Regions from separate parts of the Homo sapiens genome. Here region 1 is linked to region 2. Evidence: read pairs that join two places in POLR2A ChIA-PET (ENCODE). Cell type or tissue: GM12878. All regions are shown on one strand. Links, peaks and the distances in the headings refer to the core of each region. The heading gives the core; the rest is flanking DNA. Region 1 overlaps LCMT1 (leucine carboxyl methyltransferase 1). Region 2 has its middle 14 kb from the start of ARHGAP17.

Region 1 (4,000 bases), core at 1-4,000, 100 kb after region 2:
AAAGGTAGTCATTCAGCTCCATTCTGGCTTAGCAGTGTAAAGCCTGAGAGGGAAGAGATGGAGAATTACTTTTTGATGCCTTATTTTAGTGTTAATGACACTATTAGGCTCTGCAGATAATTTCCATCAAGGAAGTCAAAGGCTTTGAGACAGGAGCCTGCCTTATTCTCAGCCAGATTGAGAAATTGACCAAATGACTATAATTCTTGTGTGTGCAGGGAATCTTGGCTCTCAAGTTGGATCCTGTAGGTGGGTTCTATAAGAAATGCCAAGAAATTTTAAAGTGGTGGTTTCTGAAAACAAGGACATGCAATTTTATTTTGCATTCCCTCCCCTGCTTTTGAGGCAGATTTCCTAACAAATGCTGCACAGGCAAAGACCCCCACCCCACGCCCTGGCGGCACCCCTCTCTTCTACCCTGTATTTGAACCTTTAGAATGCAGCCAGATTGGAGAGTGCCTCCCAAATGGTGTATGGTGAGGACATTTTTCCCCCAGTGTCCAATCCATCGCGGATGATATCTCTGTAAAATACAATAGAAATGATCTAGAAAAATAAAATGAAAATGACATACAATGTACAATTCCAAATCATTTATTAGTAGATTGAACAGACTTGAAATTTCTCTGTCAAATTGTAATAAAGTTTCTAAATGCTATCAGATTTTTTTCTTAAAATAGTCACATACTGTTAACAGCCATGCACATACTTTGAGCAGCATAGTTTTAGAGCACAGACAGACCTTGTGATCTTTTCTTCTTTATTTCCATCTCCTTTTCCCCAACCCTCCACCCGAAAACTTAACAGTGGCGCAATCTTGGGCCACTGCAACCTCTGCCTCCTGGGTTCAAGCAATTCTTGTGGTCTATCCTCCCAAGAAGCTGGGATTACAGTTGTGCACCACCATGCCTGGCTAATTTTTGTGTTTTTAGTAGCAAGCCATTTTATTAGGCAGCAATTTGCTGGTCTTCTCTGCGACCCCCATTTTACATAGAGACTAACCCATTCAGGGTGGAGGTGAAGGGAACAGGATAACAAATATAGCTTCCTTTGTGTTAACATTCATCTGCTCAGTTTCCTGACCCATACTATTATTTTTCATATGATCTCACAATTTTCAGGTTTACCCGAGTCCAGAGTGGCTTTCATTATAGCCATGAAAGGCACATTTCCAAGATGGACTTTAGACGTTTCAATGTAAAACACTTATTTTTCATACATAAAACTATAGCTCATTTTTTCAAAGGTAGTTAATTGCTTCATGAAATAGATTATACTTACCTTGGTTCAGATGCCTTTAACCAAAAAAAAAAAATTTGAAAGTTGCTGTTTCTCCCATAGAGTCTGCAGATTAACCTCTGACACTGCAGAAGGGCGCATGCTCTCTGTTTTGCTCTTCTCCTGGGGTGGGCTTCACAGGGATAATTTCTGTCATCACTGGGTGATAGCTTGTTTCTGTGCCTCCCCTCCCCCCTAGGATATTTTGCTCGAGTCCATGGTGTCAGTCAGCTTATAAAGGCATTTCTACGGAAGACAGAATGTCATTGTCAAATTGTCAACCTTGGGGCAGGCATGGATACCACCTTCTGGAGATTAAAGGTATGTTCAAATTCCCCTCCTCCCTCCCCAAGTGTTTAGATTTTTTTCGTTAGATTTTCACCTAATTCGAAATGTAAACATATATTAAAAGTTATGCAGCGAAAGCCTGTCTCCCACCCCTGTCCCATCTGCCTAGATGCCCCTACGACTCTCAGTCCTGTTTTATCTCACCAGGGCCCTGGTGACAGATATTTTAGGTTGTCTCTAATTGTTGTTACAAATGGAGCTATAATAAAAATCCTTATATTTCCCTCAGTATGAGTAGAAATATGTCAGGAGGAGAAATTCTACCAGTAGAATTGCTGGAATGGAGAGCTCATGCATGCATTTGTAACTTTTTTTTTTTTTTTTTGAGCCAGAGTCTTGCCCTGTCACCCAGGCTGGAACGCAATGGCACAATCATGGCTCATTACAGCCTCGAACTGCTGGGCTTAAGCAATTCTCCCACATCAGTCTCCCAAGTAGCTGGGACCACAGGCATGCGCCACCACATCTGGCTAATTTTTTAAGTTTTTGTGTAGAGACAGCGGTCTCACTATGTTGCCCAGGCTGGTCCTGAACTCCTGGCCTCAAGCGATCCTCCTGCCTCAGCCTCTCAAAGTGCTGGGATTATAGGCATTAGCCACTGCGCCCAGCCTATATTTGTAATTTTGACAGTAACTAAGATTTTGTCAGGATAATGGCTTCTTGGGTAAAATTTGGAGATTCATATGGCTGGGTGATGATAATATGTTGCAAAGCCATTTTGTAATCTTTTTCTGATTTGGTCTCTTAACTGCTCTGTTAGAGTATGAATGCAGGTCTAATTACATTCTCAGAGGGAAAGAAAACTGGAGTGTGGTCTTTGGCTCCTGGGCTTAGGTTTTTTTTTTTTTTTTTTTTTTTTTTTTTTGAGACAGTCTTGCTCCTCTGTTGCCCAGGCTGGAGTACAATGCCACAATCTTGGCTCACTGCAGCCTCCACCTCCCGGGTTCAAGCGATTCTCCTGCCTTAGCCTCCTGAATAGCTTGGACTACAGGTGCACACCACCATGTCTGGCTAATTTTTGTATTTTTAGTAGAGACGGGGTTTCACCGTGTTGGCCAGGCTGCTCACAATCTTCTGACCTTGTGATCTGCCTACCTCGGCCTCCCAAAGTGCTGGGATTACAGGCGTGAGCCACCGTGCCTGGCCTCCTGGGCTTAGATTTTAATAGCCAAACCGTTTCCCTACAAAGTCCTCACTAATTGGCCGGGCATGGTGGCTCACACTTGTAATCCCAGCACTTTGGGAGGCTGAGGTGGGCAGATCACTTGAGGTCAGGAGTTAGAGACCAGCCTGGCCAACATGGTGAAACCCTGTCTCTGTTAAAAACAGAAATTAGCTGGGTGTGGTGGTGGGCACCCGTAATCCTAGCTACATGGGAGGCTGAGGCAGGAGAATTGCTTGAACCCAGGAGATTGTGGTTGCAGTGAGTCGAGATCATGCCACCGCACTCCAGCCTGGGCGACGAGTGAGACTTCGTCTCTTAAAAAAAAAAAAAAAAAAAGTCCTCACTAATTGCATTTTTTTTTTGTAGGTTTGTACAGATTTTGCTTGGTTCTTCTGTCAGGTCCGTCATGTGACAGTAATGGGAACGTGCATTTCTCCAGATTTTTTGCGGATGTTGACCAAGACCCACTTATCTGTTTTGTCCCCTAATCAGTTCACCTGATATGAAGGTCTTTGGTCATCAGAGCTCTCAACCCTTCTCTTATTGAAGTGAGAAATCAGTGACTTCAACAGAGTGTGGGTATTTCTTTGCCTCTGCATTCTCTTCTCAAGATATAATCACTAACATCATGAAGTGTTTTTACATATATGACCTCATGAATTAACACGAGAACTCTGTAAGGGTGTTTTACACAGATGAGGGAAATGAGACTGCAAGATTGTCTTCCAGGATCCTGCAGCCAGAGGCTCTGGGGCAGGGATCAAGCATTGTTATCTGCCCATTAAACTCCGGATTTCTTCCTCTTTCCCCTGCACACAGCCTCTGTGGTTTTTCAGGAGGGTGACCTTCCCTTTTCTGTAGATCTGTTGTATCTTTGTTTTTCCGTCATTGTTATTTTTGAGACAGAGTCTTACTCACTCTCTCACCCAGGCTGGAATGCCATGGTGTGATCTTGGCTCACAGCAACCTCCACCTCCCGGGTTGAAGCAATTCTCCTGTCTCAGCCTCCCCAGTAGTTGGGATTACAGGCGTTCACCACCATGCACAGCTAATTTTTGTATTTTTAGTAGAGCTAGCATTTTACTGTGTTGGCCAGGCTGGTCTTGAACTCCTGGCCTCAAGTGGTCCACCTGCCTTAGCCTCCCAAAGTGCTGAGATTATGGGTATGAGCCACTATGCTCGGCTGACCTGTTGTGTTTTTGTAATGAG
Region 2 (9,064 bases), core at 4,676-8,675:
TTTGTCTTTCATCTGTCTCTATCCCTAAGCACACAAGCATGGCTGTTTCTCCTGATACATCACATTCTCCTTTCAGCTCCTCCAGCAACCAACCACCGTATCTCTCTATCTTTCTATCTTCTGAAAGAATTCTTTACTCTTTATAAGTGTCTCATTTTGTAATGACTTCTTTTTGAAAGTTCTACAAAATCTTGTCTCATTTATGCCCCAGGAATCTTCTCATGGCTAAATCCAATGTATATATATTTTTGTCTTTGGTTCACTTAAGTCTGATAAATATTAACCACATGTTCCACATACTCATTCTTTAAATTCTTTTTTTTTTTTTATTGAGACGGAGTCTCACTCTGTTGCCCAGGCTGGAGTGCAGTGGCGTGATCTCGGCTCACTGCAACTTCTGCCTCCTGGGTTCAAGCGATTCTGCTGCCTCAGCCTCCCAAGTAGCTGAGATTACAGGCACTTGCCACCAGCCCAGCTAATTTTTTTGTATTTTTAGTAGAGATGGGGGTTTCACCATGTTGGCCAGGATGGTCTCGATCTCCTGACCTCGTGATCCGCCCACCTCGGCCTCCCAAAGTGCTGGGATTATAGGCATAGGCCACCGTGCCCAGCCTCATTCTTTAAATTCTTTCTGCCTTCTTCATTTTTAGTGATACCACTCTCCTCAGGTTCCCTTCCTCACACCAGACCCTTCTTTCTCAGTCTCTTTTGTGGCTGCTTCTTCTGACACCTCTTAACTATAAACATACTCCAAGGTACCATCTTTAACTAACAGGATCTTCTCATTCTCCCTGCAGTGTCAGGGCCAGCTCAACCACTCCCATGATTCTGCTTTCACTGGTATGCCAATGACATCTGAATGTCTATGTCTAACCACCTCATTCTCCTGATGCCACACTGGTTTATCTAATTGTCTGCTGAACACATTTATCAGCATGTCCATAAGCATCTCAAAGTCAACATGTCTTAAGAAGAAGCATCACCAGTCACGGTGGCTCATGCCTGTAATCCCAGCACTTTGGGAGGCCGAGGTGGGTGGATCACGAAGTCGGGGGATCGAGACCATCCTGGCTAACACGGTGAAACCCCGTCTCTACTAAAAATACAAAAAATTAGCTGGGCGTGGTGGCGGGCACCTGTAGTCTCAGCTACTCGGGAGGCTGAGGCAGGAGGATGGCATGAACCCGGGAGACAGAGGTTGCAGTGAGCTGAGATAGCCCCACTGCACTCCAGCCTGGGCAACAGAGCAAGACTCTGTCTCAAAAAAAAAGAAAAAAGAAGCATCATGCCTGTAATCCCAGCATTTTGGGGAGGAGGATTGCTTGAGCCCAGGAGTTGGAGACCAGCCTGGGCAGCATAGGGAAACCCTGTCTCTACAAAAAAATTAGCCAGGCACGGTGGCTCATGCCTTTAATCCCGGTACTTTGGGAAGCCAAGGTGGGTGGATCACTTGAGTTCAGGAGTTCAAGACAAGCCTGGCCAATGTGGTGAAACCCCATCTCTACTAAAAATACAAAAAATTAGCCGGGCGTAGTGGTGCACACCTATAATTTCAGATACTTGGGAGGCTGAGGCAGGAGAATAGCTTGAGTCCAGGAGGCGGAGGTTGCAGTGAGCCAAGATTATGCCACTGCACTCCACCCAGCCTGGGCGACAGAGCAAGACTCTAACTCAAAAACAAAAAAATTTTTTTTAATCAGCTAGACATGTTGGCACATGCATGTAGTCTCAGCTAGGCACACTCATGTGGGTGTGTCCAGAGGCTGAAGTGGGAGGATTTCCTAAGCCCAGGAGGTAGAGGCTGCAGAGTGAGACCCTGTTCAAATAATAATAATAATAGAAAAGTAAAAGAAACTCAATATCTTCCATTATAGCCTTCTTATAACCCAAGGAAGAGGCCTCAGAACCATGACTGATCTCTCTCTTTCTCTCTCCCCTGTATTTTTGAGACAGAGTCTCACTTTGTCACCTGGGCTGGAGTGCAGTGGCGCAACTTGGGCTCACTGCAACCTCCACCTCCCAGGTTCAAGCAATTTTCATGCCTCAGCCTCCTGAGTAGCTGGGATTACAGGTGTGCACCACCACAGCTGGCTAATTTTTTGTATTTTTAGTAGAGACGGAGTTTCACCATGTTAGCCAGGCTGGTCTCGAACTCCTGACTTCAGGTGAACTGCCTTCCTCGGCCTAACAAAGTGCTGTGTCTCTCTCTCTCTTTCACACCCCCTTCATATCCAATGAACCAATGAATATATCACATTTTGTTCCTCTTTTCCCTGTCCCCATGTCTGTGGTCCATTCCTTCCTGTCCTTATATGGACTGGGGCAATTGACTCCTTACTGACCTTGCTGGTTCCACTCCTGGCCTCCCTTGAATCCATTCCCCACACCGCCATGAGGGTGGACTTTCTGGCATGAAAATCTGATAACGTTGCTTACCTACTTTAAATTATTTCAGGAGTTTCCACTGCCTGGAGTCCAAACTTTAACAGGGTATTTGAGGACTTGCCTTTAGAGCCTTGCTTTCTACTCATAGACCACCCTCCAGCCACGTGTCACTTCTTGCAAACCCCAAACAGACTATTACCCAAATAACTTTAAACCCATAAGCCTAATCATAGCAGGGTGATGCCTTCAACAAAGTTTGCACTAGAAACATTTTACTTTTATTTTATTTATTTATTTATTTTGAGACAGAGGCTCCCTCTGTCACCCAGGCTGGAGTGGAGTGGGGCACGATCTCAGCTCACTGCAGCCTCCACCTCCTGGGTTTAGCACCTAACCACGAGAAAGAGGACCACAGGGCGAGGTAGTCTTCAAAAACATGAGCTTTACAGATGTCCCCCAGGCTGGCCAATACAGGCAATTGAGGGACCTGTGTGGCACTGGCATAGGAATTGTGGGTCCCCGCTGAGGTGTGACTAATCGATGACTGTGGTGACAGGGAAACAGGAGTGGAGGTGTGAAGGGATGATGTGCATTTTCCACTTTGTAACTTAAATAAGAGTTCTTCCAGGAGCACGTATGCCTCTCGAGCCTGCTGCTTGGGGATATCAGAGAAGTGGAAGGTTCTATTAATGCCTTCTCCAAGAGCCCATGAGGCACTGTGGATTCTGAGATGTGAAATAAGTACCCTGATCACTACCAGTAATGTGTAGGACTTCCAAGAGTATATGGAGTGCCACAGTGAGACCTTATATTGTGGCCTTTGTATACGTAGATGTAGAGATATCTTTTTTTTTTTTTTTAATTGAGAGAGAGTCTCACTCTGTCGCCCAGGCTGGAGTGCAGTGATACAATCTCAGCTCACTGCAACCTCCACCTCCTGGGTTCAAGTGATTCTCATGCCTCAGCCTCCCAGGTAGCCAGCTAATTTTTGTATTCTTAGTAGAGACTGCCATGTTGGCCAGGCTAGTCTCGAACTCCTGACTTCAAGTGATCCTCCTGCCTTGGCCTCACGAAGTGCTGAGATTATAGGCATAAGCCACCACACCCGACCATTTTAAAAACATGAGTTATCTATTACCTCGGTTTATATTTTCAGTATTTATGAGGCAAGAGATTCCCAGAGTTCTTTATGAGCACAAAGGGAACAATTCTTAGACAATGGCCCAAGAGTTTGCTATAAATATGGAGATGGAGTCATTTGTTGGCTAGGGCATTGCTGTGGTCTGAATGTTTCTGTCTCCCTGAAACTCAAATGCTGAAATTTTAACTCCCAGTGTATTAGGATGTGGGGCTCTTGTGAAGCGATCAGGCCACGAGGGCAGAGTTATCATGAATGTGATTAGTGTCCTTATAAGAGAGACCTGAGAGAGACACCTCGCTCCTTTGACCAAGTGAGGATACAGCAAGACAGCATCATCTATGAGTCAGAAAGCAGGCCCTCACCAGACACAGAATCTGCCTTGACCTTGGACTTGCCAGCCTCCAGAACCATGATAAATAAATTTCCGTGGTTTATTTTTATGTATGTATATATGTATTTATTTTTTGAGACAGGGTCTCTCTCTGTCACCCAGGCTAGAGTGCAGTGGTGCAATCATAGTTCACTGTAGTCTTGAACTCCTAGACTCAAGTGATCCTCCCCATCTCAGCCCAGTCCCAAGGCTGGGACTACAGGTACACTCCACCATACCCAGCTAGTTTTTAAATTTTTTTGTAGAGATGGGGTTTCGCCACATTGCCCAGACTGGTCTTGAATTCCTGAGCTAAAGTGATCTTCCCACCTTAGTCTCCCAAAGTGCTGGGATTATAGGTATTAGCCACTGTGCCCAGCCATTCTTTTGTTTATAAGTCACTTAGTTTATGATATTTTGTTATAGCAGCCAAAATGGACTAAGATAGCCATTCAGTGCTTACTGCCTGAAGTGTAGCCACTTGGGCTGACAGTGTACCATGTTTCAATTTAGTGGGATTCCAGGTGGTTCTTCTTCTTCTTTTTCTTCTTCCTCTTCCTCTTCTTCTTCTTCTTCTTCTTTTTTGAGATGGAGTTTTGCTCTTGTCACCCAGGCTGGAGTCCAATGGCACGGTCTCGGCTCACTGCAACCTCCACCTACTAGGTTCAAGTGATTCTCCTGCCTCAGTCTCCTGAGTACCTGGGATTACAGGCACCCGCCACCACACCTAGCTGATTTTTGTATTTTTAGTAGAGATGGGGTTTCAGCATGTTGACCAGGCTGGTCTCGAACTCTTGACCTCAGGTGAGCCGTGCACCTTGGCCTCCCAAAGTGCTGGGATTACAGGCATAAGCCACCGTGCCTGGCTGGATTCCAGGTGTTTTAAGGGTATCCCCACCCCTGTCCAAATTCCCTCAAGTTACAGGGTTTTTTTGTCATCAGATCACATGTGACTCTTCTCAGAGGTTATGAGGAAAGGGAGGCCAGCAGCCTGCTCTATGGGTAGCCATCCTCCTCCTCCAGAGAATGCCAGTCAATCTACTAGTGTCGTGGTCCACACCCAGTAAGTTCACTTTGTCTAGAGTCCAACTAACCAAATTTCCCTGAATTACCAGCTGTTTTGAATCAAGGCTCACCCAATAACAAAGGTGTGCCAATACATCTGCCTCCACCTTCTTCTAGTCACCTTCAGTCTCACCGTCCAGACCTGTGGGATTAACATCTTGTGCTACTTACTGTTTGACATTATCCACTAACACCCATGGAATTTAGACACTGCCAAGCTGGGAGACAATGCTTGCGCAGTGGTTTGTATTACCTTTTTGGTAGAGGAATGCTCCAACAAAATGGTGTATTTCAGCCCATTGCTGCTATCCCTGGCAAAACTTCCTAACCTCAGCCATTCCCCACTGTCATTTCTGCCTTGACTGTCAATGAGATCTTGTGTCTCCACTGAATACTAAGCAAGCATTTGCTATCTGATCTCACCCCAAGGTGTATATTCTGGGTTTCTGTTATTTTGCTTTAAAAAAAAAAAACTTATATAGAAAGGCAGTTTCATTGGCTCGTGGTTCTGCAGGCTTTACAGGAAGCATGGTGCTGGCGTCTGCTCAGCTTGTAGGCAGGGAAGCGAGAACATGCATATTTTACTTTCTGTGTCTGAGTTGTTTCACTTAAGATAATGGCCCCCAGTCGCAAGGATGTTGAGTTCTGCATGGCTGGGGAGGCCTCAGGAAACTTAACAGTTATGGTGGAAGGGGAAGCAGGTACATCTTACGTGGCGGCAGAAGAGAGAGAGCTATTTTGCTTTTTTAAATAGGTGTGATTCAAAGTTCTTAAAGTATACCCATTGCCTGTGTCCAACACCTGACAGATAATCAAGTGGAATACAGTAGCATAGTTCTTCTTTTATTTATAAAATATTTTATAACAAAACTAGTAAAAATAGATGCATCTTGAATATGCATCATAATGAAACAGACACACGTGAACTCACTCCCACCTGAGAAACTGAGAATGTGTCTATGTGCTCCTTCCCTGCCTCTCCCTACCCTCTCGTATGCTACCGTCCCACTCCCTAGAGGTCATCAATGTCCTGACTTTTTTTTTTTTCTCATGTCTTGGCTTTTCTGTACAGTATTTTACCGTATATGTATGTTTCTCTAAACAACATTAGTTTTACTTGGTTTGAACTTTACAAAAGTGTCGTTAGACTTCCTTCTTTCACTGAACATCACGTTTCTGAAATTCAGCCCTTGATGCTACCTGAGAGTTCGAGTTCATTGATTTTTACTGCCACGTGGTTTCCCATTCTATTACTTTTCCACACGCTACTTCCTTTACTACATTTCAAAGGCGATTATGTCTCTAAAGCTCTTAGCACAGTCCCTGGCATGGACAGCACTTAACAAAATTTTGTTAAACTGTTGAGTGACAACGAGCCCAGACTGAACGTAACAGCTGACATTTGCTTCTGGCTGGATTCTCTGCCCTTAAAATTCCGTGACGAGTCAGAAGAAACCTGGTGGCCTCTCCAGGCACCTAAGACTACACTTCCCAGAAAGCATCGCGGTACTCCGCCACTGACTTTTAGTTTCCTTTCTCCGTCGGCAAACTTCCGGGTTGGGTGGGCGGGGCCAAAAAACTTATCCAATGAGTACCTTTGTAGGCTGAGAGGAAGGGATAATTGCCCAATGAGCGACTAGGCAGAGGAGCCAATAGGCGGAGAGGCTGCTGGGGCAGCCGGCCTCCGGGGTGTCACTGAGCCGCGCCAGCTGAGCCAGGTGGAGCCCTACTTTCCTCTCCTGCTTTCTGCCTGTGACTAGCGCCGTCCCCTACCGCCCGTCGACCCCACTTCCATGTCTGGCGGACACAGCTCCCCGGAACCTCCACGCCCATGGCCACTAGACAGAGGGAGTCTTCCTTCACCTCCTGCTTTTCCACCTGGAATTGCGACGCGGGCGACGAGGGCGTGGGCTGCACCTGCGAAGATGCTTCCTTGTGCAAGAAGCGCCTGTCGGGCGCGGGATTCGGGGCTGGCATCTGGGACGCGGGCTGAGGTGGGAGGCGGGCCTGCATCTGAAGAATACGCTCGGAGGCTGGCAGGTTGCTGCCCCCGCCTCGCACGACCCTCGCTTCCCACCTGTGAAATGCACAGAACAGGGCTTCATTTATTTAACGAATCGTTTCTGAGCTCCTGCTGTGAGCCAGGCTTGGAGCAAGCCTGGGTACTGTGGATGGGAGCAGGCCCCTGAACCAGGCGGACGGGGTCTTGGCGTTCTCGGAGCTAAACGCTGCTAGAAAGACAAACATGATGCACCTAACTACTGTCTCCGTAGATTATGAGGATGAGAGGTGGAGGTTCTCTCTCTTTTAGGTATGATCCCCGTTGTGCACCTGAAACTCAGGCGATGACTTTCAGTGAAGGAAATGACCTGTCTAGGGCCACATAATACCTGTTTGAAAAGCCAGTACCACACTAAGTCTCCACTATTAAGGGTGTGATGGTGAGGGTGGGGTCGTAGGGAGCACAGGTATGTGTCAGAAAGAGAAAACATGAGGCTTGAGTGTCCTCCATTTATTCACTCATTCATTCTACAAAAATGGAGAGCTTACTTTGTGCCAGGGCCTTATTTGGGCTGGTTGGTGGGGATTCAGTAATGGGAATACACCAAGAACAAGACAGACGTGCTGCCAGACATACTGGAACTCACGGTTTAGTTGGGAAAGACTGACAGGAAATAATTATCCATGAGATACATAATTAAAATTTGGTGTTGTGCACTGAGAAATACCGCGGTGTCATTAGAGTTTGTAATTTAGTGATATTTAAGCTGAGAGCAAAAGGCTTAAAAAACAGGGGTGTAGGCCGGGCGCGGTGGCTCATGCCTGTAGTCCCGGCACTTTAGAAGGCCGAGGTGGGCCGATCACCTGAGGTCAGGAGTTTGGGACCAGCCTGGTCAACATGGTGAAACCTCGTCTCTAATAAAAATACAAAAATCAGCCGAGCATAGTTGTGGGCGCCTGTAATCTCAGCTACTCAGAAGGCTGAGGCAGGAGAATCGCTTGAACCCGGGAGGCGGAGGTTGCGGTGAGCCAAGACCGCGCCATTGCACTCCAGCCTGAGCAACAAGAGCAAAACTCTGTGTCAAAACAACAACAACAACAACAATAATAATAATAGTAATGTGGGAGAGTGTTCAGACAACACAAGAGAGGAGTACGAACTGTTAGAGGATCTCAAAGAATGCCTTCTAGGCGAGAGACGTAGGCTTGCCACGTAGGGATTATAGAGTGGGGAAAACCAAAGTTTTGAATTAAGCCTTGCACTTTCTGTAGGTTCCTGGAGACTAAGTGTTGTCATTCAGAGCATGGATTCTGGAACCAAACTCTGTCAAACTTAGTGCCACTCACTGGCTGTGTAAAATAGGGGAAGTTACAGGCCGGGCATGGTGGCTCACGCCTGTAATCGCAGCACTTTGGGAGGCCGAGGCGGGCGGATCACGAGGTCAGGAGATCGAGACCATTCTGGCTAACACGGTGAAACCCTGTCTCTACTAAAAATACAAAAAAAAAAAAAAAATTTAGCCGGGCGTGGTGGCGGGCGCCTGTAGTCCCAGCTACTCGGGAGGCTGAGGTAGGAAAATGGCTTGAACCCGGGAGGCGGAGCTTGCAGTGAGCCGAGATCGCGCCACTGCACTCCAGCCTGGAAGACAGAGAGAGACTCCGTCACAAAAAAAAAAAAAAAAAAAAAAAAAATAGGGGAAGTTACTAAACCATTCTGTGCCTCAGTTTTCTGATCTGTAAAATGAGGATGATGATACTACGTACTTCATAAGTGGTTGTGAAGATTAAATGATATTTAATGTTAGTATAGCACTACAGCAGTATTTGGCATGTAGTTGTTGGCAGTGGTTGATTAAATAGATAAATACATAAGCATTAAAGGCAGTCCCTGGTGAAATTTGTGACCTTAAATGGATTACGATCAGCTTTATCTCATCTCTAGCTTTCATTTGTTATTTGGCCACACTATAGCACTGTTTATTTTTTATCAATTAATTAATTTATTTTTTGAGACAGGGTTTAGCTCTTTTAGCCAGGCTGGAATGCAGTAGCGTGATCATGACTCACTGCAGCCTCAACCTCCTGGACTCAAGTGATCCTTC

Evidence for each region. Peaks named below come from ENCODE experiments on the same cell type or tissue, not always from the same donor. Only the 100,000 strongest peaks of a DNase experiment are listed, where the experiment ranks them.
Region 1: POLR2A ChIA-PET joins it to region 2 with 9 read pairs; 7 of 35 experiments call an interaction of 5 or more read pairs at or near these places.

The regions. Positions count from the first base shown.
Region 1 is chr16:25,130,925-25,134,924 of GRCh38, forward strand. LCMT1 (leucine carboxyl methyltransferase 1) reads left to right here. Exons shown (of 11, transcript NM_016309.3): 3 at 1,478-1,599. Among named protein-coding and RNA genes, the nearest start is that of LCMT1-AS2, 16 kb to the right of the region's middle. In GM12878, for the core only: no CTCF peak of the experiment used is centred there; no DNase peak of the experiment used is centred there.
Region 2 is chr16:25,025,089-25,034,152 of GRCh38, forward strand. It overlaps the pseudogene LCMT1P1. Among named protein-coding and RNA genes, the nearest start is that of ARHGAP17, 14 kb to the left of the region's middle. RefSeq lists an enhancer at 6,379-6,558. In GM12878, for the core only: no CTCF peak of the experiment used is centred there; a DNase peak (open chromatin) is centred at 6,523; H3K4me3 peaks cover 3,135 bases; H3K27ac peaks cover 2,918 bases.